Linked DNA regions of Homo sapiens: region 2 is linked to region 1. A link is an interaction called in ENCODE POLR2A ChIA-PET data of the cell type or tissue named here. Cell type or tissue: IMR-90. All regions are shown on one strand. Links, peaks and the distances in the headings refer to the core of each region. The heading gives the core; the rest is flanking DNA.

Evidence for each region. ChIA-PET counts read pairs that join two places held together with the same protein. Peaks named below come from ENCODE experiments on the same cell type or tissue, not always from the same donor. Only the 100,000 strongest peaks of a DNase experiment are listed, where the experiment ranks them.
Region 2: POLR2A ChIA-PET joins it to region 1 with 6 read pairs; 4 of 35 experiments call an interaction of 5 or more read pairs at or near these places.

Annotation. Positions count from the first base shown.
Region 1 is chr21:46,073,355-46,088,515 of GRCh38, reverse strand. No RefSeq gene overlaps it. Among named protein-coding and RNA genes, the nearest start is that of COL6A2-DT, 17 kb to the left of the region's middle. RefSeq lists enhancers at 2,587-3,087, 3,088-3,588, 7,900-8,409. In IMR-90, for the core only: no CTCF peak of the experiment used is centred there; a DNase peak (open chromatin) is centred at 8,965; H3K27ac peaks cover 2,195 bases.
Region 2 is chr21:46,008,673-46,023,833 of GRCh38, reverse strand. No RefSeq gene overlaps it. Among named protein-coding and RNA genes, the nearest start is that of COL6A1, 34 kb to the right of the region's middle. RefSeq lists an enhancer at 408-907. In IMR-90, for the core only: no CTCF peak of the experiment used is centred there; no DNase peak of the experiment used is centred there.

The sequences.
Region 1 (15,161 bases), core at 7,431-11,430:
TTTTAAAGTTCATGTCTGATAACTCCCAAATCAAGGCCACCCATGGATCTGTTTCTCTTGTTTGTTTTTTCCCCCATACAGGCATACGGTCCTGTCTCTTTTCTTGCTGGGTTATTTTTGATTAAGTGCTGGACATTGTGTATGAAATATTGTAGAAGCTCTGTTTAATGTTATCTTACTTTTTATAGGATTTAGTGTTATTTTGGTGGACAGTTGGTGTAGGGACAGGTCACCTTTTTCCAATCACAGTTGGATGTAGTTCAAATCTAAGTTTATGTCTTTGTGAATACTGATATATCACCAGTTTTCCCCTAATCCTAGAGCCTAACTTTCCAAGGGACCAGCTGAGAGTCTAAGGTATTTGCTGAGGGTTCTGTTCCTTCGAGGGCCCTAAATTCTAGGTGTTTTCTCCCTAGCACTGAGAAACTGGCAAAGAGTATGCTTAGTTTGTTTTTCTTTCCAAAATAGGTTTATTCAGGTATATTTTACATAACATAAAATTCACCCTATTCAAGTATGAGTATGCAATTCAATAATTTTTGGCAAATTTACCAAATGGTATAATCATAATCATAAATCAGCTTTAGAAAGTTTTCATCACCCCAATAAGACTTCTTATGCTCATTTATCGTTAATACCCTTTCATACCCTCCACCCCAGGAAACCACTAATCTGCTTTCTCTCTATAGATTTGCCTTTTCTGGATGTTTCATGTAAATGGAATCATATGGAATCATACATTATGTGGTCTCTTGTGTCTGGCTTCTTTCATTTAGCATAATGTTTTTGAGGTTCATTTATGATAGGCTATGTGTCAGTAGTTAATTCTTACCAAGGTACAGTATTTTTTTCTGGAATAAATGCTTTTCAGGTTGTTGCAATACTTTGGTTAATCTGTAGAGCTCTGAAAAAGAATATTTTGATACTTTTTCTAGTAATTTCTTTGCTTTTAAGGAAAACTGGATTTATGGAGGTTCTCACTCCACCATTCCAGAAGTCCTGGCCTTATAATTAATTTTTGTTCATTGATCCTGTGCCTTGTCAAATTCACTTATCGGTTCTTGCAGCTTTTTAAATAAATTCTGTAGAATTTTCTAAGCACAAAATAATATCCTCTGTGAATACAGACAATATTACCTCATGATGTAGTCTGGCTCTGTGTCCCCACCCAAATTTAGTCTTGAATTGTAATCCGAATTGTAATCCCCACATGTTGGGGGAGGGATCTTGTGGGGGGGTGATTAGATCATGGGGGTGGTGCCCCCATGCTGTTCTCATGATAGTGGGTGAGTTCTCACAAGATATGATGGTTTTATAAGGGGCTTTTCCCCCTTTCACTCTGCACTTCTCTCTCCCTGCCACCATGTGAAGAAGGACATGTTGGCTTCCCTTTCTGCCATGATTGTAAGTTTCCTGAGGCCTCCCCAGCCATGTTAAACTATGAGTCAATTAAGCCTCTTTCCTTTATAAGTTACCCAGTCTTGGGCAGTTCTCTACAGCAGCATGAGAACAGACCAATACACCTCTTCTTTCCAATATGTATACCTTTATTTCTTTTTCTTGCCTTTATCCGCTAGTTAAACCTCCAGTACAATGTCAAATAGCAGTGGTGAGAATGGATGTCCTTAACATAGTCCTGAATTTAGAGAGAAAGTCCACTGTCTTTCACAGAAATATGGTATTAACTATAGGGTAGCTTTGGTGGTTGTTGGTGATGATGCTCTTTATTATGTTGAGAAAGTTAACTTCTTTTTTTTTTAGTTTTTATTTTAGAGAAAGTTAACTTCAATTTCTAGTTTTCTTAGAGTACTTTCACAAACAGGCATTGCATTTTGTCAAATATACTTTCTGCATTTATTGAGGTGATCAAATTGTTCATCACCTCTATTCTGCTATTATAGTAAATTATATTGTTTGATTTAAAAAATCTTAAGCCAAAATTGCATAAGCACAGTTAGCTATGGTATAGTATCCTTTATATAAATTGGCAGGTTCAATTTGCTAATGCTTTGTTAAGGAATTTTGTGTTTATGTTCATTTGAGATGTTGGTCTGTGTTTTTCTTTTCTGGTTTGGGTATCAGGATGATTTTGGTCTCATCAAATAAATTTTGAAATGTTACCTTCCCTTCTATATTCTGAAAGAGTTTATTCAGAATTGGTGTTACTTCTTTCTTAAATGTTTGATATAATTCTCCAGTGAAGACCTCTCACACAATTTTCTTAATAACTATAGGAATATTTTTGAGTTAATTTAGATAATTTATATATTTCAAGGAATCTGTTTATTTTATATAAGTTGTCTAAATTTATTGGCATAAAGTTGGTCATCATATTTCTTTATTGTCCTTTTAATGTCTGTCAGATCTGTAGTGATGTTTCCTATTTCATTTCTCATGTTAATAATTTGTCACTTCTCTCTTTTAAAAAATCAGTATAGGTAGAGTTGTATCAAATTTATTGATCTTTTCAGAGTCAGCTTTTTGTTGTGTTGATTGTCTCTATTGTTTGCCTGTTTTCTATTTCAGTGTTGTGTGGCTGGGCCTGTCATTTTATTTGGGATGATGACCAAGTTTGAAGGCCACCATTCAGCCCAGGCCAGCCTGTCTGAGGATAGCAGTGCCACTGACTGGTCCATGATGACAGTGGTCAGGATGGTGGGGCAAAAGCACCCAGGCGATCAGTCACAGGGGCAGGGTCCTGGAGTCACACTGTGCCCTGGCTGTGTCACTGCTCCTCCTCTGTCACAGGGGGAGGGTCCTGGAGTCCTGGAGTCACACTATGCCCTGGCTGTGTCACTGCTCCTCCTCAGTCACAGGGGCAGGGTCCGGGAGTCCTGGAGTCACACTGTGCCCTGGCTGTGTCACTGCTCCTCCTCAGTCACAGGGGCAGGGTCCTGGAGTCACACTATGCCCTGGCTGTGTCACTGCTCCTCCTCAGTCACAGGGGCAGGGTCCGGGAGTCCTGGAGTCACACTGTGCCCTGGCTGTGTCACTGCTCCTCCTCAGTCACAGGGGCAGGGTCCTGGAGTCACACTGTGCCCTGGCTGTGTCACTGCTCCTCCTCGGTCACAGGGGCAGGGTCCTGGAGTCACCCTATGCCCTGGCTGTGTCACTGCTCCTCCTCTGTCACAGGGGCAGGGTCGGGGAGTCCTGGAGTCTCACTGTGTCCTGGCTGTGTCACTGCTCCTCCTCGGTCACAGGGGCAGGGTCCGGGAGTCCTGGAGTCACACTGTGTCCTGGCTGTGTCACTGCTCCTCCTCGGTCACAGGGGCAGGGTCCTGGAGTCACACTATGCCCTGGCTGTGTCACTGCTCCTCCTCGGTCACAGGGGCAGGGTCCTGGAGTCACACCGTGTCCTGGCTGTGTCACTGCTCCTCCTCTGTCACAGGGGCAGGGTCGGGGAGTCCTGGAGTCTCACTGTGTCCTGGCTGTGTCACTGCTCCTCCTCGGTCACAGGGGTGGGGTCCGGGAGTCCTGGAATCACACTGTGCCCTGGCTGTGTCACTGCTCCTCCTCAGTCACAGGGGACTCTTCACTGCACCTGGGTCGGGCGAGCTGCCCGTGAGGAACCTCCCAGGATACCAGGGTTGGGGCGGTGGCAGCCGCAGGCAGGTTTCCCTGGCTCACTGTGGAGGTGTCAGCACCACTGGGTGCACGCGCGTGCCAGCTGGCATGATGGTGTGAAACCACACACAGCCAAACCTGGAGGCACCTAAGTGTCCTTGATGGACACAAGAGGAGAGAAGTCCTGTGATTGGTTTAAGACAGGCTGGAAATACCTTTTAACAAAACCCAATATCTACCTCTAATGAGCCTTATTCTCACATTATTAGAATTGTACATTTACCCTGATGCCAACGTCAGCTTGATGGAGAACCTGGGACGCATTCCAGTGTGTTCCTCCTTTTCCGGCTCCCGCCCCACCCAGGGACCTGTCCCTCAGGGTGGCCTGGGCTCCCCTCTGGACCTGGCCTCGGGTGCAACCTCTGGGTTTGACCATTCGCAATTCTCACCGAGACCCCTGACCCTCCCCGGCACCACTGTACTCGCCTCCCGGGTCAGCCCTCGTCTGGCTGGTAGCCCCTCCCGCAGCCCCCAGGACGGCAGGAGGGTTCAGACGGGAACACGGGAGCAGATGGGTCTGCTGCCGCTGCTCACAGGAAGCCACCACAGGGCAGGGTCAGAGGGCACTCACAGCAGCCACAGGGCCGGGTGTGGGGTGGTCACACTGCCTGGGACCAGTTGCCAGTTTCAGAGGGGAGGGGACGTCACAGAGCTCAAGACAGGGCCCTGGGTCCCCCCCAGAGCTGCACTAGGGGGTCTGGGACCACAGCTCGCCTGGGATGGGTTCGGACCCAGAGACTGGACATCCAGCCTCAAAGTCAGGCTATTGCTGCTTGCATCTCCGCTGCCCTGTATGTTGGCGGGGGTGGGGAGCAGCCCCCTGTTCCACAGGCATCGGGAGCAGCTCACAGCCCGTGCAGCCGAGCCACAGGGATGACACATGCCCAGAAATTAGGAATACCGCCTGGAAGGGACCCTAGGAGCCATCTGCGGTGGGGCGCCCATTCCACATCCTCAGGGTACAGGGCCTGCTCTCCCCAGCTTCTCCCCTACAGGCCCAGGACACAGGCCTTGTCTGCGCCTCCCTCCCACTCCTGCCTGCTCTGTTCCTTGAGGTCGGGAGGAGTGGGGCGTGGTGGGGCTGCGTGCCCTGTTGCGTTTCTTTGGGGGCACTGGTCCTCCTGGCTCCTGGGCAGCTCCCTCCCGTGGTCTGAGGCACTCACGCTGCCCTCTGGGCCCCTCCCGCTCTGTGGGCTGAGGTCTTGGAAGACTCAGCGACGTCGGCCGCAGAGAAGCCTCTCTTCCCTTTGAAGGAGCCGCTTTCCGGCAGGAAGAAAATTTTAAATTGTCGGACAAATCAAGCCCTAAACAGAACCAGCTGTCCTGAGGATTAACAGCCTTGAGACCCGGAACAAACGTGCAGCCCCGCGTGGAGGGCGCGGTGCTGTGGGCGGCAGCCGGGGGGTGGCTATGAACTTGTGAGCTGGAAGCCACTTCGAGAGGGCCTGATTCCGGGGCCCACAGTCGTCGCAGGGGTGGGATTTTCTGGGGCTGGTTTAACCGAAATGCCACAGGGGCCCCTCAATTTCTCCCGAGTCAGGACTCCCTGGAGGCTGCCGCCTGCCCTCCCCCAGGGTCTGAGGCCCAGCCTTGGAGGGCCCTGTGGAGACTCCACCGGGCAAACCTCCTCTCAGTAAGCAGATGCGGTCGAGGGTGAGACCAGCAACATGTGGCCCCCTCCCTGCTCAACGCACCCAATTACCCAACTCACTTATTAGATCCCCGCACGTGCAGATGTGGTGGCAGGCGGGGGAGGGCTGCTGGGTGCGGCCCAGGGCCTCCCAATAAGACCTGGATGGTGACGATGGCCTGCAGGCTGGGAGCACCTTGCCTGCCCGGCTGCCCCCCAGGTCACCTCTTCCAAGCTCAGGTCCCTCTGGACAAGACTCTGAGTCCCCCACCCCACCCAGCTCTCCAGGGGCCCCCTCCCACCAGCTCAGAGACCCCCTTTATCAGGCGCCCCACTCTGCCCCCACGAATGCTCAAGGCCCCGATCCCTGCCAGCATGTCTTCTGGCCTCAGCTCACGTCCCAGGGACTGGTCACCCAGCCTCCCCACCTGAGTGGAAGCCCAGTGGCCTTCCTGGAGGAGGGGGTCATTTTCTTGGCATTGCCAGGTCCTGAGTCCTCCTGAGCTTCTCTCCCCTGCAGTTGGTGTGGACAGTCCCAGGCGTGGCACCCCAGGGACACAGAGGCCCAAAGTGAGAGGACCCTCTAGCCCACCTGGCTTCTCTGTCAAGGCCCAGCCTGTGGGACAGGTCGGGACTGGGAGGGTCTCTGGGGAGCAAGGGTCAGATGGGAAGAGAGATCAAGTGGGTGGGTCCCTGCCAGGAGGGGGCACAGCACCCCCAGGCCTGCTCACTCTGGGACTGACCACAGCCTCCCGGGGTCACACCACGATGGCTGAGCAGCGAGCGTCGTCGTCCAAGCCGTGACTGAGGCGGGGTGAACGGTTGCCTGGGGAGGGTGGGCCGGGCTGTTGACCCTGAGAGCCGCCCTGACGGGAGCCCCGAGGTTGCATCTGCAGGACCCCTGCCCCCACCTGGCCTGGCCTCGGGGGGCTGCTGTCCCCCGTCCTTGTACCGCCCACAGCAGACACGCACGGCAGCCTCCAGGGACTGCAAAGCCACAGTGTGTTTGAGGGGCGGCCTCTGGACCCTGGGCTCTGGGGCCCTGCACGGTGGACGGGGTCTGTGGAGGGGTCGGGGGAGCTGACCGCTCACCCCCTCTTTGCCGTCCAGGCTCCTGTTGCCTCCCTATTCCCAGGCTGCCTCGGCCAACGGCGCTCAGCTACTCAGAGCCTGGGAGAGACAGGGCATGAAGGACCCCATTCATCCTCTGCCTGACCTGAGGCAAGTCATTTGCTCCCTGGGTGCCTCAGTTTCCCCACCCGTGAGAGGGGCATGCGTGTCTTGCGGGTTCCTCCGTGTGGTGTGAAGGTTCTCACTGTCCCGTGGTAGGGGCTGCTGAGAACAAGCAAATGGCCTGCTCCCTGGGAGCCGCCGGCACCTCCTTCTAAGCCCTGGAATCCGTAGCCCTCCAGTGGCTGCGCCTGCTCTTCCGGTCCTGGACGGCTGGGCCGAGTCCACATGGCACCTGCTGCAGGGCCCCTGGGCTGCTCCCCTCTCCTCCTCAGCTGTGAAACAGCGACTGCTGTCGGGAAGTTTCCATGGCTGTCGGGTGCGGCCGTGGGTGCCACAGCTGGTTCGGGCCTCCCTGCCATCCGGGGCTCTGAGTCAGCTGCCCTGGCCCAGGCCACCTGCCAGGGGGAGCGCTGGGAGGCCCCAGCTGCAGAGACCCTGAGGCTCCCCTGTCCCTGCTCTGGGCCCACCCCTCAGTCCCTAGGGTTGGGGACCGGGGGGTCTTCAGTGGGGCCTGGGGGAGGCTTCACAGTCTGTCCCTGCCTCACTGCTGGGGGGATGCAGGGCCGTGCCCACCCCCACGCCAGCTAAACGACCTCGGCCGTTCCTGTACATGACACACTTTCCAGAGCCCGGGCCGTGCAGTCATATTTGTCACTCGGAGAAAATGTTCCGAAGGTGGCTAGGTCCAGGTGAATGTGTCACGGCACATTTATCAGGAAGGAATTTGGGCTATTAGTGAGTGACTGGTAATGGTCAGACACCCATGTTTTCTGCAGAGCAGGCCTTCTGTGTCTGAGCTCGGGAGGAGGTCCTGGTGCACGAAGGAGACGGCCGTGTGCCGGGCGCCTTCGAGTGCCCTCCTCATCCCGTTGTCCCCGAGGCCTCTGGGGCTACGCAGTGTCTGCGTTGGCGCACTTGGCCTCAGAAGCCCCATTCAGCGTCCTCTCCTCGGTGGTGGGCAGGAGACTGGGTGGCCTGGGTCTGTACCCCGGCGTCACTCCTGCTCTGTGACATCCCGTTTTCAGAGTAGTTGGGGTGCTCATCAGTTGACCTTAGGTGGGAGGTCACTGGGTGGACCTGGCCTCATGACGGGAGGCCTATGGCACCTCGAGTGGGGCCAGAAGAGAAGTTGTAGGGTTGGAAGCACCTGGGGACTCCTGTGAGGGGCTGGGGGACTGTTGCCAAGGGTGAGGGCTGAGCCTGGCCACAGTCCCCAGAAGACACAGTCCCAAAGCTGCCGGGAACCGGGAACAGGTTGGCTGTCAGCCGAGTGAGCTTGGAGACGGCCGTCCCCCCGGGCCCGGGACCAGGCTGCAGTTGCTGCGTGAGACTGGCTGAGCCCCAGACTCCTGGCCTGCAGGCTGGGCTGCAGTGGGAGCTGGTGAGGCCACGTGTCTGCTGCTTTTATCTGCATGTACAGCCCAGGCGCTCGGGGGCCTCCTGCCAGTGCCCCTTGTCGTCTTCTGTGCCTCGGCAGCTGCACCGCCCTGGGCCCTGCAGGTTTAGCTGCTGTTTATGACCCACGGGGCTGCACCTGGGACCTCACCCAGTCTAGGCTGACATCCTCCTGACACTCACTGAATGTGCTTCTCCATCCCCGTGAGATGCTCACAGCGACTTCCTGGTCATCTGCTGGGAGGCTGGTGGCCACGAGGGCAGAACCTCACATCTGGACCTGGTTCCAGGGAGGAGGGGGGGACGCGAGGAGAATGGGCGGCAGCCACGCTGACAGGACAAGTCTGGGAGCAGCGCAACACGCCATCGGGGGCTCGCCCATGTGGCCCACCCCTTGACACCCCCAGGGAACCCCCACAGCACCCCCCGGGGCACCCACAAGGCACATCCATGCCACCCCCACAGCACCTCTGTGGCACACCTCCTCTTGAGCCCACAGAGCAGGGGCTGCACCTCCCCGGGAGTGAGGGAGTTGTGCGGCTGCCTCTGCAGACGTCTGTTCTCTGTTGCATTTTCCAAAGCAGAGTCCCCAGCAAGGGTCCCCGGAACGGGCGTTGGGAGCCCTGAGTGGTCACTGCAGCTCACTGTGATCCTGTGTCCTGGGTGGCCGCGAGGGGCTGATGGGAGCTCGATGTGCGTGTGCGTGTGTGTGCGCATGTGTGCATGTGTGTGTGTGTGTCCACGGATGTGTGCATGTGTATGTGTGTACGTGTGTGTGTCCATGTGCGTGTACGAGTGTACACGCGTGTGTGTGCACGTGTGTGGGTGTGTATGTGCATGCACGTGTGTGTGCATGTGCGTGTGGATGTGTGTGCGCACATGTGTGTGTGTGTATGTGTGTCCACACGTGTGTGTGTAGCCTGGTGCTGTTGGCTACGTGCGTGGGAACAGAACCTTCCAAGACACCCTGGCTGGATGAACTCAGCGGTGTGGCTGACATGTCAGTGGGACACAGTGGGGCTCACAGGAAGCTAGCCCCTTGTTAAAGCTCCGAGGAGGGCCTGCGTGAGCTGGGGCAGTGCTGGCTTCCTCTGAGTCACATGGGTCTGTTTCCAATTATGAGCCCAGCCGCCAGTGACAGCACGTGTGGGGGTGAGTGTCTGAGCAGCGAGCACATAGCTTCGTGGACTCCTCAGACCCCCAGTCCATGTTGGACCAGGAGGGAGCCGGGAGCAGGGAGGCCGGTGACCTGGCTGGGATCCCAAAGTCTGATAGTGGCTTTGGGGCTCGACTTCACATCTGGGACCACGTGGCCTGAATCCTTGGGTTTAATTGATAAGTTGCAGCTCAGTGGGCCTGGGGTCCCTCCTGCAAGCCCCGGGCTGCCGGTCCCCTGGGCATCCTCTGCAACCCTGCAGGACCTGGTCACGCCCACAGTCTCCCATGGGCAGTGGTGCTGGATGCTGCCTTCCTTGTTTCCACATAACTTGGCTCAGTGGCATTCAGGCCTCCATGCCCCAGGGACCACGGCTGTTTAACCTCCATCATCAGGAGTTTTCTGACCCTTTCTCAGAGGCATGAAGGCCATGGGGGCCTCTGCCCAGCCAGGTCCTCAGCCTCAGCCACAGACCCAAGTGTTTCCTCTGGTGACACCCCTTAGGGTGCCCAGCTTGGGGACTCCGGGTGACCCTGCTGTGGGACCCTTGTGCCTGCCCAGGACAGGCTGACTTGGGGCTCTGCCGGCCTCGGAGTCACCACCAAGGGTGAGGGCTGAGCCTGAACCTGGCCACAGTCCCCAGAAGACACGGTCCCAAAGCTGCCAGGAACTGGTTGGCTGCTCTGTGCTCTCCTCACTTCCCTGCTGAGGTCACCCTCTCCAGCTCAGCCTCTGCCACGTGGGATCTTTGCTGAAGGTTCCTCTCCGCCCTGGTACTTCCACTCCCCTCAGAGCCTAAGCCTGTGATGCACAAACCCCGGAATACGTCTTTCTTTCCCACGCTTTCTGCATTGGAGCTGAGAAGGCTCCGGGAGCATGGACCCTGGCGGCCCCTCTAGCCATGCAGGGCGCCTGCGGTGGCTGCTCTGGGTGGCCCCTTGAGTCCCGAGTGAGGAGAAAGTGCAAGAGAACCGCTGGTGCGGGAAGGAGGACCCTGAGGGCCTCGGTGAGTTTTTGGTGCTGCAGGTGCAGGGTGAGGACCCCTCAAGCCCGTCGTCTCTCTGGACCCCCCGTCTCACCTGGTGTGGACGCCCCTGAGGCTGCCCCACACCGGCCTCACTGCAATGCTCCAGGGACAGGAATCGTGGGCAGATGGCGTCTCCTCCATGTCATTATGTGGTCCTCCCTCTGGGAATGTCTGTGTCTCATCTCCTCTCCTTATGTGGATGCCAGTCGGATTGGATTAGGGCTACCCCGATGGCTTCCTTTTACTTCAGGGCCTCTCAAACACCCTGTCTCCAAATAAGTCACATTCCAAGGTACTGGGAGTGACCACTTCAACGAAGGAGCTTTGCAGGTTCCACCCCAGTGGGGAGCAGGAAGGCCGTGGTGCCTGCACCTCCACCATCGGCCCATGTCACCACCGAGTCCTGCGAAGCAGAGAGACCAGCCTTGCGTCGGTGCTGTGCTTTGCAGAGACTGGGGACCCCGCAAAATGAGTGAACACGTCTCGCAGAGGCAGGGGCCCGAGTGCCTGGTTTCTGGAGCCCCACGAGGAAGCCCTCTCCTCCCCGCTTTCCTTGGGTCCACCTGGGGGCCTTTACGACTTCACGGGGGCATCCAGACCGAAGCAGGAGACCACCAGGTGTCCCAGGGCCAAGTCCAGTCCTCCTGGCTGGGTGATCTTTACTGGTGCGTGGAGAAGAGTGAGCCATCCGTGTGGAAGGTCTGTGCGGGTGCCTGCTGTGTTCTGGGGACTCCCTAGAAGCAGGGACACACTTGTGCGTTTCAGACACACCCTTACCCAGTGTCTGAAACCACTGTCCTGAGAAGGACCATGAGCTCTCGGTGCTACGCTACTCATCTGCCCCACCCCAGCACGGGGGAACCAGCAGTAGGGTATTTATTAAGGATTCTTGGGGCCACTGAGACTTGGTGAAATGGTTCATTCATTCAAAGAGCCATGGACGTTCTCTTCTCCAATCCAAAATGACAAAGTAGACACATTTTATCCGTTTCTCTTTGTGAAGAGAGAATTGTATTACATAACGTCTGACTTACAGTCAATGCTCCAGGAACCAGGACGTCCTGTGTCCTGTAGCTCTATGGGATTAGGTGGCCCTAATCTAATGGCTGGTGTCCATGTAAGAAGAGGAGACGATACAGACACACAGAAACACACACAGAAGCTAAGAGTATTTTTTTTATTTTAAGTTCTGGGGTACATGTGCAGGATGTGCAGGTTTGTTACATAGGTGAACGTGTGCCATGGTGGTTTGCTGCACCTACCAACCCATCACCTAGGTATGAAGCCCAGCACACATTAGCTCTTTTCCTAATGCTCTCCCTCCCCCAACCCCACACCCTGACAGGCCCCAGTGCGTGTCGTTTCCCTCCCTGTGTCCATGTGTTCTCATTGTTCAGCTCCCACTTATAAGTGAGAACATGCGGTGTTTGGTTTTCTGTTCCTGCGTTGGTTTGCTGAGGATCACGGCTTCCAGCTCTATCCACGTCCCTGCAAAGGACATGATCTTATTCCTTTTTATGGCTGCATAGTATTCCATGGTCTATATGTACCACATTTTCTTTATCCACTCTATCATGGATGAACATTCGGGTTGATTCCATGTCTTTGCTATTGTGAATAATGCTGCAATGAACATATGCGTGCTGTATCTTTATAATAGAATGATTTATAATCCTTTGGGTATATACCCAGTAATGGGATTGCTGGGTCAAATAGCACTTCTGGTTCTAGATCTTTGAGGAATCACCACACTGTCTTCCACAATGGTTGAACTAATTTACATTCCCACCAACAGTGTAAAAGTATTCCTATTTCTCCACAGCCTCGCCAGCATCTGTTGTTTCTTGACTTATTAATAATCGCCATTCTGACTGGTGTGAGATGGTATCTCATCATAGTTTTGATTTGCATTTCTGTAATGACCAGTGATGTTGAGCTTTTTTTCATATGTTTGTTGCCTGCATGTATGTCTTCTTTTGAGAAGTGTCTGTTCATGTCCTTTGCCTGCATTTTAATGGGCTTGTTTGCTTTTTTCTTGTAATTTGTTTAAGTTCTTTGTAGATTCTGGGTATTAGGCCTTTGCCAGATGGATAGATGGCAAAAATGCTCTCCCATTCTGTAGATTGACTGTTTGCTCTGATGATAGTTTCTTTTGCTGTGCAGAAGCTCTTTAGTTAGATCCCATTTATAAATTTTTGCTTTTGTTGCAATTGCTTTTGATATTTTCATCATGAAATCTTTGTGCCTATGTCCTGAATGGCATTGCCTAGATTTTCTTCTAGGGTTTTTATAGTTTTGGGTTTTACATTTAAGTCTTTAATCTATCTTGAGTTAATTTTTGTATAAGGTGTAAGGAAGGGGCCCAGTATCAATTTTCTGCATATGGCTAGCTAGTTTTCCCAGCACCATTTATTAAATAGGAAATCCTTTCCCTATTGCTTGTTTTTGTCAGGTTTGTCAAAGATCAGATAGTTGTAGATGTGTGGTCTTATTTCTCAGTTCTCAATTCTGTTCCACTGGTCTGTGTGTCTGTTTTTTTGTTTGTTGTTTGTTTGTTTTTTTGTTGTTGTTTTTAGCAGTATCATGCTGTTTTGGTTACTATAGCCTTGTAGCATAATTTGAAGTCCAACAGTGTGATGCCTCCAGCTTTGTTCTTTTTGTTTAAGATAGTCTTGGCTATAAGAACTCTTTTTTGGTTCCATATGAATCGTAAAATAGTTTCATCTAATTAATTCTGTGAAGAATGTCAATAGTAGTTTAACGGGAATAACATTGAATCTATACATTACTTGCCATTTTCACGATATTGGTTCTTCCTATCCATGAGCATGGAATGTTTTCCCATTTGTTTGTGTCCTCTCTGATTTCCTTGAGCAGTGGTTTGTAGTTCTCCTTGAAGAAGTCCTTCGCTTCCCTTGATAGCTGTATTCCTAGGTATTTTATTCCCTTTGTAGCAATTGTGAGTGGGAGTTCACTCATGATTTGGCTCTCTGCTTGTCTGTTTTTGGTGTATAGGAATGCTTGCGATTTCTGCATATTGATTTTGTGTCCTGAGACTTTGCTAAAGTTGCTTATCAGCTTAAGAAACTTTTGGGCTGAGACGATGGGGTTTTCTAGATATAGGATCATGTCATCTGTGAACAAAGACAATTTGACTTTCTCTCTTCCTATTTGAATACCTTTATTTCTTTCTCTTGCCTGATTGCCCTGGCCAGAACTTCCAATACTATGTTGAATAGGAGTGGTGAGACAGGCTGTCCTTCCAAGTTGCCCAGGCTGCTCTTGAACTGGACTCACCTAAGCTTCCAAACGTGCTGGGATTATAGGTGTGAGGAGCCACTACACTTGGAGATCCAAATGTTAAATTTATCCCTAAGCATTTATTGTTATTTGATACTATCATAAATTGTAGTTCATAAATTATAATTTCTGACTGTTCATTGATCTTGTATTCTGTGACTTTGCTACATTCAAATGTCAGTTCTAGTAGCTTTTTGGGTTTCCTAAGTTTTCTAGATACGCAATCATGTTGTCTGTGTATAAAGACAATCAGTCTTACATCTTTCTTCCCAATTTGTATGCCTTTTATTTATTTTTCTCATAAAAAGTCTGGGCTTAGGCCAGGGCTCTGCATATGCCATTGAAGAGAAGTGGGGAGAGTATTCACCACTGCACTGCTCCTTAAGAGGAAAGATTTAACCTTTCTCATTAAATTGATATTAGCTATAAGCTTTTCATAGATATTCTTTGTCAGGTTTGAAGAGTTTCCCTATTTCTGATTTCTAATAGTTTTTATGATAAACAGCTATTGGATTTTGACAAATGCTTTTTCTATAGATGTAGAGAAATCTGAGATGATCATATGTTTTTTAAAAATCATTATAGGCCTGGCACTGTGGCCCACATCTTTAAATCCCAGCACTTTGGGAGGCTGAGGTGGGTGGATCACTTGAGGTAAGGAGTTCAAGACCAGCCTGGCCAACATGGTGAAACCCCATCTCTACTAAAAATACAAAAATTAGCCAGGGGTGGTGGCAGGCACCTGTAATCTCAGCTACTCGGGAGGCTGAGGCAGGAGAATTGCTTGAATCAGGGAAGCAGAGGTTGCAGTGAGCCGAGATCACGCCACTCTACCTCAGCCTGGGAAACAGAGTGAGACTCTGTCTTAAAAAAATTTATATTAATATGGTGAATTGTATTATTTGGTTTTTAATATTAAATGAGTCTAGCATTTCTGGGATCTATCCCATTTGATCATGATGAATTTTAAAAAATACATTGCTGAATTTGATTTTGTTAAGGACTTTTAACTGTAGGCTTGTGAGTGATATTGGCATACAGGTCTCTTTCCTTTTAAAATCTGTCTGTTTTGGCTGGGCATGCTGGCTTATGCTTGTAATCCCAGCACTTTGGGAGGCCAAGGCGGGTGGATCACTTGAGCCCAGGAGTTCAAGACCAGCCTGGAGTTTAAGACCAGCCTGATGAACATGGTGAAACCCTGTCTCTACAAACAAGTGATAACAAAAAAAAATTAGCTGGGCATGGTGGTTTCGTGCCTAGAGTCCCAGCTACTGGGGAGGCTGAGGTGGAAGGATCGTTTGCGCCTGGGAGGTTGAGGCTGCAGTGAGCTGTCATCATGCCACTGCACTCCAGCCTGAGTGACAGAGTGAGACCCTGTCTCAAAAAAAAAAAAAAAAAAAAACCCAAAAAGACAACTGTCTGTTTTGAAGACTAGTATATTGGCATCAAAAAATGAGTTGGAAATTTTTCTATTTTCTGACAGCTTTCGTGAAGATCGGCATTATTACTTCCTCAATATTTGATAGAATTCATCCAGGAGCCATCTGGGCCTGGAGTTTCCATTTTGGAAGGTTTTGGTAATAATTTTAATTTCTTTTAGTCTATAGCTATATTCAGACTTTCTATTATTTCCCTTATCCAATTTGGTAATTTGTGTCTTTTAATGAATTTTTCCATTTCTTCTAAGTTGTCAATTTTGAGGTCTTTATAATATAATATTTCCTTATGATCCTTTTAACATCTGTAAGATCTGTAGTGCTGTGCTCCAGTTTAGTCCTCATATTGGTAATTTGTGT
Region 2 (15,161 bases), core at 4,586-8,585, 62 kb after region 1:
TCGCCTCTTCTTTTGACATCAGCATGAATGGGATGCATTTCCCTGGTTTTCCTTTCTTGGCTGCCTTTTAGACAAGGCATTTTGAAGATAACAGTTTTACTGCCTGTCACTGCAGCAAAGCAGACCGGTGACGACAGAAACCGAGCGGAGGAAGTTTTATGGCTCCTAAGTCATCCTGGAGACCCCAGGCCTTGCAGTCACCCTCCGCAGCCCACACTGCCCTGGTCCTGGCCACTGAGGTGAAAATTATAAGCTTCCCCTCCTGGGGTTTCCTTTTTTCTTTGCTCACATCAGGAACATCTACATTCAGACCTGGGTGGACTCTTTCCTTTTTTAAAGTTCCTGATATTGAGAGAGCTTGAGTCCATCAAAACTCTGGACAGTTAGGAAAGACTTGCCATAACCACACATAACGGACAGGCCTGGCCTGGACACCATCCTGAAGCTCACCCTAGAGCGCGGACGCGTCCGCACAGGTGGACGGCGTGGTGCTCGGAATGCAGTCACCCTGGATTGCGGACACTGGCTCCTCAACTCTAGCCGCGTTTGTTTGGGTGGGCACCTTTGACCTCTCTGTGCCTCACTGCCTCATCTGCGACACATGGGAAGGCAGAGGATCCACTTCAGAAGGTGGCTGAACCAGGACATTGAGGCGTGTGAGGTAACAGCCTGCAACACCGTCCACACGGGTGTGGGTGATGCCATCACCCCCGATTCCCCAGAGGAGGGGGCAGACGCAGACGACTCCAAGCTGGGACCAACCACCTGCTCAGTGGAGTCATCAACACCGCCGGCTGTGGACCCGGTGCTGCGTTTGGATCCCGGCCCTGTGCCTCAGTTACCCCATGGGTCCAGTGAGAGCAGGCACAGCCTGTCTGGCCAGCCGCTGGGGACTACACAGCCCCAGCTGTGCAAACCGCCACCAGCGGGCCCAGGTGGCCCAAGCCAGGCGGTCACCAAGCAGCCCAGCAGGAGGCTCTGGACCAGAAAGAGGCTCCCACTCAGCTGGGAGGGTGAGGCAGGGGCAGCCCAAGGTGGATGAACATGGATGCCGCTGGAAGCCCCACATCACTGGAAATGCACATCCAGAGCCAAGCAGGAGCCAGGCCACCGTGCATCTAGCCTGTGATTGGTTTAGAGATGCACACGTGATGCCCCTCCAGCCAATGAGATGCAAGGACTAGGAGCCTGGGGGAATCTGGGAAGGGTTTCTCTTCGGGACCACAGCCTCAGCTCCGGGTCTGCGGCTGCTTATCGTGTGGTGTGTGCGGACTCCCCAGGCACTTGCTGTCTCGCTGCAGCCCCTGTCCCCGTGTGGTGGCACCCTCAGGACCCCAGGGGAACAAGCGTGGAAGCGGGAGCCCAGGCTCCGAGGGCGGGGTTTCTGGGGACGCCGAGGCTACTGAGTTCACCGCTGGCTGGAGCAGAACGGACGGCAGCAGCCAGAACCCCACCCTTGAGGGCCTTCGAGCTCTGGGGCCTGTTGCAGGTTTTGAAAGCTCCTCCTGCTCCAGGGTGAATGCCGAAGTGCTTTTCATTTTCCGGGAAGCTGGTTTGGGAGACATTGTTACATTGCAAGTATTGCCAATCCGAGTCCTCCAGAAAGGCCGCGAGGAAGCTCATCTCCCTCACGGAAGGAATGTTCGTGCGCAGCTGCGAGTGGCCCTCATCCTCCGCCATGTGGTGTTTGAACAAAGTGTTTTGTTTGGTTTTTGTAGCTTCCAGATCACGTAAGGAATGCTAACATCCCAGACCTGAGCCTGTGGGCTGCTTTTCCTCCAAGTCAATGGCAGCTAGCTGGGCCTGGGCTCTAGCCCAGATGGTGGGAGTGACTTGGTCTGGGTTGGGCCTGGCATCAGAATCTTTAAAGATTCTCCCACCTCCAAATTATGCATGTGAAGCCAGCAGAGGACCTCTGCTCTGAAAGCCTGCTCAGGTTGGGACTGAAGGCCACCTGGAGGAGATGGCCGACCATCGAGTCCAGGTGATGGCTCCAGGTCCCTTCCCGATTTGTGCCTGGAGTCTGCAGGGTCATTTCTGTGCCCCCAGTTAGTGGGAGGCAGCTTGACACATGGGAAGTCCATTGTGTGTCTGGGACTTCTTACCGTACTTGTCCCCTCAGTCTCCTGGAGTGGTTCAGACATCGCAAGCCTCAGCTCAGCCATCCTGTACGTGCTCTACCACAGGGAAGTCTGAACAGCACTATGGCAGCTGACCTCAGCCTTTTCCGCCACATTTGGGAACCATCTGGGAGAAGAGATCAAACGCAAGCCCTAGGGGAAACCTCAGATCCAACTGGCAAAAGATATATAAATATGCTGAACAGGAGACAGAACCCACAGAAAAGCAACATGAAGGCAAAAGTAGTGGGGATCTGACCTAGGAATGCTGTCTTAACAAAAAGCGCAGCAGTGGATGGCTGCAGCTCATATGCGTGGAGCAGCCTAGAGAGTGAGGCAGTTTTCATCCCCTCCTCACTTCATCTTTTTTTTTTTTTTTTTTTTTTTTTTTTTTTTTTTTTTGAGACAGAGTCTTGCTCTGTCGCCCAGGCTGGAGTGCAGTGGCACGATCTCAGCTCACTGCAAGCTCTGTCTCCCAGGTTCACGCCATTCTCCTGCCTCAGCCTCCTGAGTAGCTGGGACTACAGGCGCCCGCCATCACGCCCGGCTAATTTTTTGTATTTTTAGTAGAGACGGGGTTTCGCCGTGTTAGCCAGGATGGTCTTGATCTCCTGACCTCGTGATCTGCCCGCCTCGGCCTCCCAAAGTGCTGGGATTACAGGCGTGAGCCACCGCATCCAGCCTCACCTCATCTTATAGCCATGCGATAGACACTTTTATCCAGCTTTACACATTGTATTTAAATACTTCCCATCGTACTTACCACGCCCTTGGCACTGGTCTAAGTGCATTGCAAAGATCACTTGAACCCTCAGGACAGCATTCTGCCATGGGTGATGTTATTACTCCCACATCAGAGATGAGCAAATGGAGGCCCTGACGGCTGAGATCTGAGTCTATGCAGGTCAGCTCCAGAGCCTATGCTCTTAACCTCAGCACTGTGCCGCCTCTGGCACAGTAACAAGGACTAAAGCAAGGAAGCTGTCAAGTTCAAGTTCTGCTCTTCCTTCAAAGAGCCAGATACATTTGGCTTTGAGTCTAGGCATGTCAAAGTCCAGCGTTCTCCTGGGGTGGGGTGGGGGGGTCTTCTACTTCATGAAGACTCTCCTCCTGATTTCACGTCTTAGGACCAGGGTCTGTATGCTGTAGGCAGTCCTGCCCTATATTCACCTGGGTGCAGAACTCTACAATGTGGCACTCCTCAAAAGCTTTCTGCTACATGGGGTGCTGGCGGAGGGTATTCATGTTGTGAAACACTAAGATGTACCTGGACTTCTGAAGTCCACTTTGCTATCCCCCAGACTTAACCCCTCCACAGCCTCAGCATTTTCTCTTCCCTCCCACATTTCCCCTAGTGACTGTAAACTCTTCAGTTCATTGTAGGTACACCTATGCCAACTCCCTTTTCTGAAGTAGCCATAATGAGGAGAATGGGTGCCAACACTTTTGCCCTTCATCTCAGTACTTGTCGAATTTTTACAAAGAAAATGAGAGCTCTTTCCACCAAGACACCTCTGGTGAATGAAGCTCTCTTAATTTTGTGGTTAGAAAATGTTTCTGTCTCTACCCAACTGGAGAAGGAAAAGCACAGGACAAGGAGGGAGAAGGCTCCATGTTATAGCCCCACCATCCACTGCCTGAGGGCCTGGAGAAAGTCAAGTCACCTCCCCTAGTCCCAGTTTTCTCTTCAGTAATTTAGGGACCATAGCACCTACTCTGTACTTGTGAAGAATTGTCAGTGATTTCTGGTTTAGGGAGCTGGGTGAAGCCCCCTGTCTCACTACCCTCACACCCAAGGATATGAACCACAACGGTTTGAGCAAGAAAAGACAAACAGCAACAGCCTTTACTGTTGAAAGTGGAGGAAGGGAAATCAGCTCCTTGCATCAAAGCAGCACCTGCCTCCACTCTGCCTGGAAGCTGCAGTGGGAGAGGACAGAAGTCAGAGCCCAAGGGAATGCCCCCCTCTCTGCCCCCCAATGATTCCTCTAAAAGGAGAGGGCTGAAGGAGATGGGAAAGGAGGTGGGAATTTCAGAGGAATTGTGGCCTTTCTCACCTTACTTCCTCCTGCCCCCACCAGACCCATGGTGATTCCTTATGAATTAGGGCTGGGGTTGCCAGCTTGGAAAGCCAAGTCTCAACAACTTTTAGATAGTCTCGGAAGAAAATGACATAAATCCTTATGAGGTGAAGTTGACAAATCAGGAGGTTTGGGGAAAGGAGTGTAAGTGTATTAGAATACTGGTCTTTCACAGTGGGAAGGCACAGATAGTTTCTAAGTTGGAAAAACATCAAGAAGTAACAGTTCTAAAGGGAGCCATAGGAAGAACTAAAATAAAAATGAGAATGAATTGGCTGGGCACGGTGGCTTAACGCCTGTAATCCCAGCACTTTGGGAAGCTGAGGCCAGCAGATTGCCTGAGCTCAGGAGTTCAAGACCAGCCTGGGCAACATGATGAAACCCCATCTCTACTAAAATACAAAAAATTAGCCCAGAGTGGCAGCGTGCACCTGTAGTCCAAGCCACTTGGGAGGCTGGGGGAGGGGAATTGCTTAACACGGAGGCAGAGGTTGCAGTGAGCCAGGATCGTGCCACTGCACTCTAGCCTGGGCAACAGAGCAGGACTCTGTCCAAAAAAAAAAAATTATAATCAGGAAAGATCAGAAAGTAGGTAAGAGGAGGAGAGGTGAGAAAAGTAGGTAAGAGAAGGTCTGCTGCTTTTCTTATCTTTTAACGTATATGTTCAATAGACATTGTCTAAAGTGCTAAATCTACAAAAAGAGTGTTGGGGTGTTTTATGGACTGAATGCTTGTGCCTCCTCCTCTCTCAAATTTGTATGTTGAAGCCCTAACTTCCAGTGTGGCCGTATTTAAAACAGGAAGTAATTGAGGTTAAATGAGGTCATAAGGGTCAGGCACTGATCTGATAGGAGCAGTGTCCTTAGAGACACCAAATATTTTTCTATACCCTCACAATCTCCTTCCATGTGTGAACCTGGCAAGAGAGCCACTGTTTTCAAGCCAGGAAGAGATCCTCCCCTATACCAGAAATCACCTATGCTGGCACCTTGATGTACTTCCAGTCTCCGGAACTGTGAGAGAAAGTAAATTTCTGTTGTTTAAGTCACCCAGTCTGTGGTACTTTGTTATTGTAGCCCAGGGAGACTAATATAGGGTATAATATATGAAAGAAAAAAGTGGAATAATTGAACAGTGTAACCCTTTCAGATCACCATAAGGAAAACATCCCACTTCTGAAAGAAGTTCATACAGTGAGAGTTAGAAAATAAAACATTATAAATAGAAAATGTAAAATGCTGGCATTAAAACAAAATGTGTCAAATGCAAATTAAATATACTTACCTATTGAAAGATGTAGTAAAGTCCAAGTAAATAAGAAATTCATCCACAACAAAGTGATTCAGAAAGGGCACATTAAAACCTAGAGAAACAAAGGCAGATTAAATTCAAGACATAAATTATGAAGTGAGTTAAAACAGCACTGTATATTGATCATGATTTTTTTTTTTTCTGAGACAAGGTCTCACTCGCATCACCCAGGGTGGAGTGTAGTGGTGCAATCATGGCTCACTACAACCTCAACTTCCCAGGATCATGTGATTCTCCCACCTCAGCCTCCAGAGTAGCTGTTACTACAAGTGTGTACCACCACGCTCTGCTAATTTTTTGTATTTTTAATACAGACGGTTTCACCATGTTGTCCAGGCTGGTCTTGAGCTCCTGGGTTCAAGCAGCCTCCCAAAGTGTTGGGATTACAGTCCTGAACCACCTTGCTCAGCCAACCATGAAATCTTAATGCACCAAATAACATAGCAATAAAACCACATGGAACAGACTTCCTCTCTGGGACCTGGCGTAGATATGCTTTTCCCTATTCCTCCTGCCAAGTACAACAAAAAGACCCTGAAAATTATATGTGAAACAAATAGAAAAATATTCTGAAAGGTGGAGCAAAGAAGGCAGATCTGCTAGGAACACGGGAATTTGAAGAATGATATGGTGTTGAGCTCCCTGGGTTTTCCTTTTCCCTTGTATATCCCAGATATGGAGCTGAAGAAGCTGGAAACCTAGAAACACCAAAGGGCAGACAAAAATATCCCTAATAAGAGTTTACTGTTTCTAGCCAGAGGACCAGGATAGGAACAACCTAGGAAGACAGAAACTTTGTGGCCTCACCCTCACCTATGCAAGCAAAGCCCAAGTTGGGGAGCCTAAATTTTCATGCTCATGAGAATGATGTCACATGCCAAGTAGAGCATGAGAATGATGTCACATGCCAAGTAGAGAGCCAGTATTTCTATCCCCACCAGTTGATCATAAGGCATGACACCCCACACCTCACAGTTCAGTGGAAACCACAAACAACCTAAACCTCCACTCCTACTCAGCAGTAATAAAGTAAGCCTTTACCTCCCCAGTGGGGTGAGGTGGAGGAGGCTTAGTGAGGAGTTAAGACCTCCACCATGACTCAACAGTAATGAGGCTTCCCCTAGAGTGGAATCAGTGGAGACCACATGGTGAGCCAGAAATCCTGCCACCATCCAGAAGTAACAAGTTACCCCCTTCCTCTTGGGTATCAATACAGGCCTTAGTGGGAGCCTGGATTTCTGCTTCCACCTGGCAGTAACAAGGTAGTGCCTCCCTCCCTCCCTTTGCTAGACCAGTGTCAAAGAAAGCCAGCTAAAACAAGTTTTTAAATGAGATCCAGAGTCTCATAACATAGTATAAAAATGTCCAGGTTTCAATAAAAAATTACTAACCATACCAAGAACCAGGAAGATTTCAAACTGAATGAAAAAGACAGCCAAAAATGTCAGTGCTGAGATGACAGATACTAAAATTATCTAACAAAGGGTTTAAAATAGTGATGATAAGACCGCCTCAACAAACAATTACAAACATTCTTGAAACAAATGAAAAAAAAATAGCCTCAACAAAGCAATGGAATAGAAAGTCCTATCAAATAAATAGAAGATGTAAAGAAGAATCAAATGGAAATTTTATAATTGAAAACTATAGTAACCAAAATAAAAAGCTCAGTAGATGGTTCAAGAGAAGAATGAAGCAGCTACTTGAGAGGCTGAGGAAGGAGAATCACTTGAACCTGGGAGGCGGAGGTTGCAATGAGTCGAGATCGTGCCACTGCACTCCAACCTGGATGAAAGAGCGAGACTCTGTCTCGAATAAAAAAAAAAATTAAAAAAGGAGAAGAATGAAGGAAACAAAGAATAGTGAACTGGAAGATAATATAAATTATCCAATCTGAATAACAAGAGAAGAATAGAGCCTTAGGACCTGTGGGACTGACTGAAGATCTGACATGCATGCCACCAGGGTCTCACAAGGAAAGAAGCAAGAGAGGGCAGAGCTGAAAGAGTACTCAGTTTTGCACAAAGATGCAAAAACAATTCAGTGGAGGAAAACTGCTTTTCAACAGATGGTACTGGAGTAATTGGATGTCCATAAGCAAAAATACGAAACTTGACCTAAGCCACAACTTATATAAAAATTAATTCAAAATGGGTTGTGGAACCAGATGAAAAATATAAAAGTATAAAACTTTTGGAAACATAGAAAATTTTTTCAGGATCTAGTGCTAGACAAAGTATTCTTAGACTTGACACCAAAATACAATACATAAAAGGAAAAAAAATTATACATTATACTTTATTTTATCAAAATTGAAAAGTTTTGCTCAGTGAAAGAGTCTATTAGGATAAAAAGACTACAGAATTATAGAGAATATTTGCAAATCACTTATCTGACAAAGGACTAGTATTAGAATATATAAAGAACTCTCAAAACTCAACAGAAAGAATCAATTCAATTAGGAACTGGGCAAAATACATGAAGAAATATTTCACTACAGAAAATGTATCAATTGCAAATAGTCACATGAGAACGTGTCAACATTATTATCCATCAGGGAAATGCAAATCGAAACCATGAGATATCATTACTCATCTATCAGAATGGTTAAAATAAAGGCTATAATCAATGCCAAATTCTGACAAGAATGTGGAGAAATTGGATCAACATAATGCTAGAGGGAATGATACAGCCACTCTAGAAAATAATTTGGAAGTTTTAAAAAAAACTAACCATACAACTACCATATGACCCAACATTTGTACTCCTGGGATTTTATCCCAAAGAAATGAAGATTTATGTTCATACAAAAACCTGTACACAAATGCTTATAGTGGCTTTATCCATAATAGGTAAAAACTGGAAACAACCTAGATATCCTTCAGCAGATGAATGGTTAAACAAATTGTGGTACATTCATACCATGAAAGACTACTCAGCAATAAAAAGAAATGAACTATTAATACTTGAAATAGCCTGGATAAATTTTCAGAGAATTATGAACTATTGATACTTGAAATAACATGGATAAATTTTCAAAGAGTTATGCTGAGTGAAAAAATCCATCCAAAAAGATCAGATAGTATGATTCCATTCATATAACAGTTTTGAAATGATGAAATTATAGAGATGGACTATAGATTAGTGGTTGCCAGTAGTGGAGGGGATTGAGGTGGGAGAAAAGTGGGTATGGCTACAAAAGGGCCACACAGAGGATCCTCGTGGTGATGGAATTGTTCTTTATCATGGTCCTGTTGATGTCAATATCCTGTTTGTGCCATTGTACTATAGGTTTGCAAGATGCTAACGTTGGGGGAAACTGGGTAAAGGGTATACAGAATCTTTCTGTATTGTTTCTTACAACTGCATGGAAATCTACAATTATCTCAGAACAAAACATTAAAAAATTTGTAAATAAATGAACATTACAAGATGGTTTAAGTTCTGAAAATCAACTACTGTAATTCACCATATTAACAAACTAGAAAAGAGAAAAATTGTGATTATTTCAAAAGATGCAGAAAAAGCATTTGATAAAATCCAGTATCTGTTCTTTATTAAAATAAAAAAAAACCCTAACTCTGAACAAACACAAAATAGAAGGGAAGTACCTCAACTTGTTAAAGTGCATCTCTGAAAAACCTGTAGCTAACATTATGCTTAGTGGGAAACTCTAAGATCGGGACAAGGATGGCCACTTTCACTGCTTCTTTTTAATATTGGAATAGGGGTTCTAGCCAGTGCAACAAGGTGGAAAAAGAAATGAGTCATCTAAGGTGGAATAACAGAAGTAAAACTGTCTTTATTTATAGACAATATGATCATCTATATAGAAAGCCCAATGGAATCTTTTTAAAGCTGCTACAAATAATAAGTTTAGCGGTGTTGCAGGACACAAGCTCAAAATCCAAAAATCAATTGTATTTCTATCTGTTATTAACAAATACTTATAAATTGAAATTTAAAATTACCATTTACAATATTGACATAAAATATGATCTGCTTAGGGTATAAATCTATACAAATATAAGCAAAACCTATACACTGAAACTTATAAAACATTGCTGAGATAAATAAGATCCAAATAAATGGAGAATTATACTGTTGCTGTGGTCTGCATGTTTGTCTGTAAGGTGACTGGATTGGTTCTGGATGAATGCACCAGTTCCTGAGAGAGTGGGTGGCTATAAAGTCAGGATGCACATCAGGGTTGGTTCCCCTTTGCATGTGCTCGCTTCCTTTCTGACCTTCTCCACCATGTTCTAAAGCTGTACAAAAGAAGCTGAGCAGATTCCATCTCTATACTCCTTATACATCCTTCAGAACCATGACCTAAATAAACTTCTTTCTTTTATAAATTACCCAGCCTCAGATATCCCTTTATAACAACACAGAATGAACTAAGTCAACTGTGTCCATCGTTACTGTTAAGTGGTCAGTTATCCCCAAAGTGGTCTGCTGATTCAATCAAAATTCCAACAGGCTATTTTATAAAAATTGACAAGCTGATTTTAAATTCATATGGGAATTCAAGTGACCTAGAATAGCCAAAACAACTTTGAAAAAGGACAACAGCATTGGAAAATTAACACTCTGTAATTTCAAGACTTGTAAAGCCACAGTAATCAGGACAGTGTAATATTGGCATAAGATAGACAAATAGATCAATGGAGCAGCATAGAGTCCAGAAATAAATCCTAATGTATATTCACAACTAATTTTTTTAACCAGGGAGCTAATAAAAATCAGCAAAGAAATGATAGTTTTTTCAACAAACGGTGCTGGAACAATTGGACATCCACTTGAAAAAAGATGAACTTGGATCCATATCTTGTACCATATGCAATTATTAATTCAAAACAGAGCATTTAAAACCTGAAACTATGAAACTTACAGAGGAAAATATTGGGCTTGGCAAAGAGCTCTTACATATATGAAAAGCAGGATTCATTAAACAAAAAGATGAGATGGACTTCATCAAAATTAAAAACTTCTGTTCTTTGAAATACATTGTTATGAGAATGAAAACAAGGTTGGCAAAAAAACTATTGAAATCATGCATCTGACTAAAGTCACTTTTCTAGAACATAATTAAAAACTCTCAAAACCCAATAGTAAGAAAACTAACAATGTTTTTAAATGGGCAAGTGATTTAAAGAGACACTTAACAAAAAAAAATATGGATGGCAAATAAGCACATGACAAATTCTCAACAGCATTAGTAATTAGGGAGATACAAATGAAAGCACAGCGAGACACCACTACACATCTGTGAGAGTGGCTGAAATTTAAAGGACTGATCCGACCAAGCGTTGCTGAGGGTGTGAAGCAGTGCTCATACACTGCTGATGAGGAGGTTAAATGGTAGCATCACTTTGGAAACAATTTGGCTATTTCTTAAAAAGTTAATAGTAACTACCATATAACACAGCCATTCCACTGTTAGGTATTTACCCAAAGAAATGAAAGTATGTGTCCACACAAGGACTATGTACAATGTTCATAGCTATGGGAGTGTGAAGAAATAAACATGGCAGTGCACCATCAGTAAAACTCGATTTTTTCAAACTTTGTTAGGGGGGTGTCAGTAATTTAGTAACATTTATCACTTTTTTTCCCAAGAGAAACTTAGTCTGCAGCTTGTGTGAGGTCCTGTGTTTTCCTCCTACATTTTAGAACATTCTGGGTTACTCTGGATATTCAGAAAACAATAGACATGGAACTGCTGTAAAAATACACACCAAAATATGTTAGTTATGTGTTAGAATTTTTACTTTACACACCCCATTTTCTTACTTAAGTGGTATTAGCAAATTTATTCCAAATGGAACCTTTGTTAAAAACATTGTGGCCATTGCACATTTGCAAAGTTGCTTATTGAAACTACTAAACAAAAGCTAATCCCGTCGCTGAGTGGAGTCAGTATTATTTTATTCCTAAATACTTCAGTATGTGTTTCCTAAAAACAAGAACATTCTCTTACATAACCACATACAGTGCTCAAAATCAGGAATTTAACATTGATACCACTGATACAATGCCATCATCCAATTCACAGACATATTAAAATTCCGATGATTGTCAGAATGATGTTCTTGGTGGCCTAATCACCAAGTGATTTCCTATAAGAAGGGGAAAAAAATCTTAGAAGATTACTGTAACACCGGACCCAAACACTGAAAAACCTGAAAGAAAAGACAGTTTTATATGACTGACTGAAATTAACTAAGTAAATATAGAAAATCTAAGCAGACACATTCACATACAAAAATCAGAACTGCTCCCTTCGATCCCTGACCCCAAATCACCAGGCTTCCACGATTTCAAAGGTGCTAATTATATAATCATCTCCATCTATGAAAAACAAGATTTATTTCCTCATTTTTATGGACAAATAGAAACAGTGTCTTAGTGGGACACACTTTTGGCGTTTCTGCCAAAGTCAGGAACAAGAACAGGCTGCACACTATTGTTACCCCCACTTTTGGAGGCAGACATCCTCACATGCAGTCACACACGCACACACATGCACACATACGTACACATGTACACACACGCACAAACGTACACACACGCACACACATGCACACACGTGCACACGCACACACATGCACACACCCCCCCTTGGAGAGGTCACTCCCGTGAAGAGGTCACTCCCCCGGAGAGGTCACTCCCGTGAAGAGGTCACTCCCCCGGAGAGGTCACTCCCGTGAGGAGGTCACTCCCCCGGAGAGGTCACTCCCGTGAGGAGGTCACTCCCTTGGAGAGGTCACTCTGTGAAGAGGTCACTCCCTTGGAGGTGTTTGCTCCTGCCCTGTCCTCTCCAAGGAAGAGAATGAAGATCAGCAGGAGGCCCCCTAAGCCCAGGATGGACCAAACTGCCTGGGGTCCAGACCCTGCTGCTCCTGCGCGGGTCTGTGTGTGGGGCCAGTCGGTCCTGGGGCTGACAGGAGGAGGGAAGGTGTCACTTCCCCAGGAGACCTATGGGAAGGGATGGTCGACGTGCAAACCAGCCATCAAAGGAGCTGCCCCCACTCCGCGTGGAAGAAAGGAGGGGCACCCACCTTGGGTGAATGGTGGCTCCATTCCAGGAGCAAGGGGTTGGGGGAGGGAGGGAAAAGTCTACTAGAAATATGGGAAGAGCTCACAGGGTTGGGGATAAAGATGAGGCGTATTCATTCTAACACAACCGTGTATTGAAGCAGTGCCTCAGAGCTGCACCAACGTGCCATCTCGCCGGCTCTGTGGTCAGACGCCTGGTCACGGCTCAGCTGGGGCCTGTGCTGGGGTCTCAGCGGCACCAACGTGCCATCTCGCCGGCTCTGTGGTCAGACGCCTGGTCACGGCTCAGCTGGGGCCTGTGCTGGGGTCTCAGCGGCACCAACGTGCCATCTCGCCTGCTCTGTGGTCAGACGCCTGGTCACGGCTCAGCTGGGGCCTGTGCTGGGGTCTCAGCGGCACCAACGTGCCATCTCGCCGGCTCTGTGGTCAGACGCCTGGTCACGGCTCAGCTGGGGCCTGTGCTGGGGTCTCAGCGGCACCAACGTGCCATCTCGCCGGCTCTGTGGTCAGACGCCTGGTCACGGCTCAGCTGGGGCCTGTGCTGGGGTCTCAGCGGCACCAACGTGCCATCTCGCCTGCTCTGTGGTCAGATGTCTGGTCACGGCTCAGCTGGGGCCTGTGCTGGGGTCTCAGCGGCACCAACGTGCCATCTCGCCGGCTCTGTGGTCAGACGCCTGGTCGCGGCTCAGCTGGGGCCTGTGCTGGGGTCTCACAGCTGAAATCAATGCGTCGACACCTCACTGGAGGCTCAGCCTCCTGTTTCAAGCTGGCTGGGTGGGGGCGGAACTGCTCCCAGTCCACTCACCAACCGAAGCTGCTGTGAACATCCGTGCGCGTCTCTCCGGACTTGCGCATGAGTTCTGTGTTTCACCTATCTGGGCAAACGCTCAGGAGCTTGGCTGAGGTGGGCAAGTGCGTACTGGGCTTTGAGAAACGGAGGGGAGATTCTAAAGCAGCTGCACCCCACAGCCCGCAAGAGGGCTGCAGTCACCCCACATCCTTGCAGACTACCGGCGCTGGTGCTGCCAGTCCAGCTTCAGCCTTTTAGGGGTGTGAGGGGGCGTCTCTCACAGTTTAACTCATGTCCCTGAGGCGACACCGCACCCTCACTCAAGATGTGGTCCCCAGCCTGCAGGGCCTGAGGCATCACCACCTGGAGCTGCGAGAAGGAGAGGGACATGGTCTGCAACCTGTGTGGGGAGCGCTGCCATCTAGAAGCTGTCTCTGCAGAAAGTGCTGGCGGACCAGCCAGCGCGGAGGGTGGGAGGACACCTGTGCTCAGTCATTTCACCAACCCGGAGGTCTCCCTCGGGCGGGCGTCAGGGAACCGCACAGGCAAACTGACCTTGGATGGAATGGAAACAACCCCTCCACATGCTTCCATAATCGTAGCATAAAAAATGCGTTGAAAAGGCCAAATATCATTTGTCTGAAATATGAATGTGTTTAACTTTTCCATAAAGAGCAAAGATGATTGGATTGGGTTTGGAAACGTGAGTACTGCTGTCTGCAAACATGCGTGGAAGACAACACATCTCGAAAGATTAAAAGTGGAACATAACAAGGAGAAACAAAATCCAAGAAAGGAAAGTGAGGACCCCAGCACTGGTGCTGTCCAGGAAAGGGTCACAGCAAAGCCACAGCTGAGGTCGTTTGTCATCGTTGCGCGGCGTTGGGCTATCGTAGCTGCAGTGGCAGGAGGAAAAACAAAAGTGGCCTCAGGCCTCCGTCCACCCCCAACCCCCGGTGATGGATGGTGGTTAGGATGGCACTCAGCTACAGGGGTCCCGAGGTGGGCAAATAGGCCCTGTATGTCCCCAGCTCAGGCTGTTGGATCTAGGGTAGCTTTTGAGGTGGGCGGGTGGGGCTGGCCTCACAGGGGAGCTGGTGGAGGCTGGCAGCGGGCGCTGGGGAGACACCTGGGACCCCCACAGTCTGCTAGGCCCCAAAGCCCCCTCAGACCCCCTGGGTCCCTGTCCCCTTGAGGACCCTTCCTGGGAGGGAACTGCAGCCAGAGGCTCCCAAGGAGAGAGCGCAGGCCTGGCACTGCCCCCACGGTTCTGGATCAGGATTGATGGTTGCAGGGGAAGACCCTCCTGACAGGCCTGAGATCCCGGGGCTCTGTGCCTCCTGCCAACCCCCTGCCTTCTTGAGGCCAGTGGGTCCCAGCTCCTCCTGCACCAGGACAGGAGGGGCCAGGAAGAGGCAGGAGCCTGCTCTGACCTAGGAGTCAAGGAGCCATGCTGTGGATGGTCCAGGAAGGACTGGGGTCTCTGACCACTCAGAGTATCAGGGTGACAGGCTTTGCCCTCCTATCTGGAGACTTCGTGTGATGATCTGAAACACCACTCAGAGCATCAGGGTGACTGGCTTTGCCCTCCTATCTGGAGACTTGGTGTGATGATCTGAAACATCACTTTTCTAAACTGGGAACAAGTGTGGGCCTGATGGGCTAAGGTTTCTTTCCTATTTTTTCAAAGTTGAGCTGTTCTGTGTGGGGAACGTCCAGAACAAAAGGGGGTCCTAGCCTCTCCTCCTGACCTGGGAGGCCACAGGTGAGAAGCACAGTGCGGCCACCAGCTTGGAG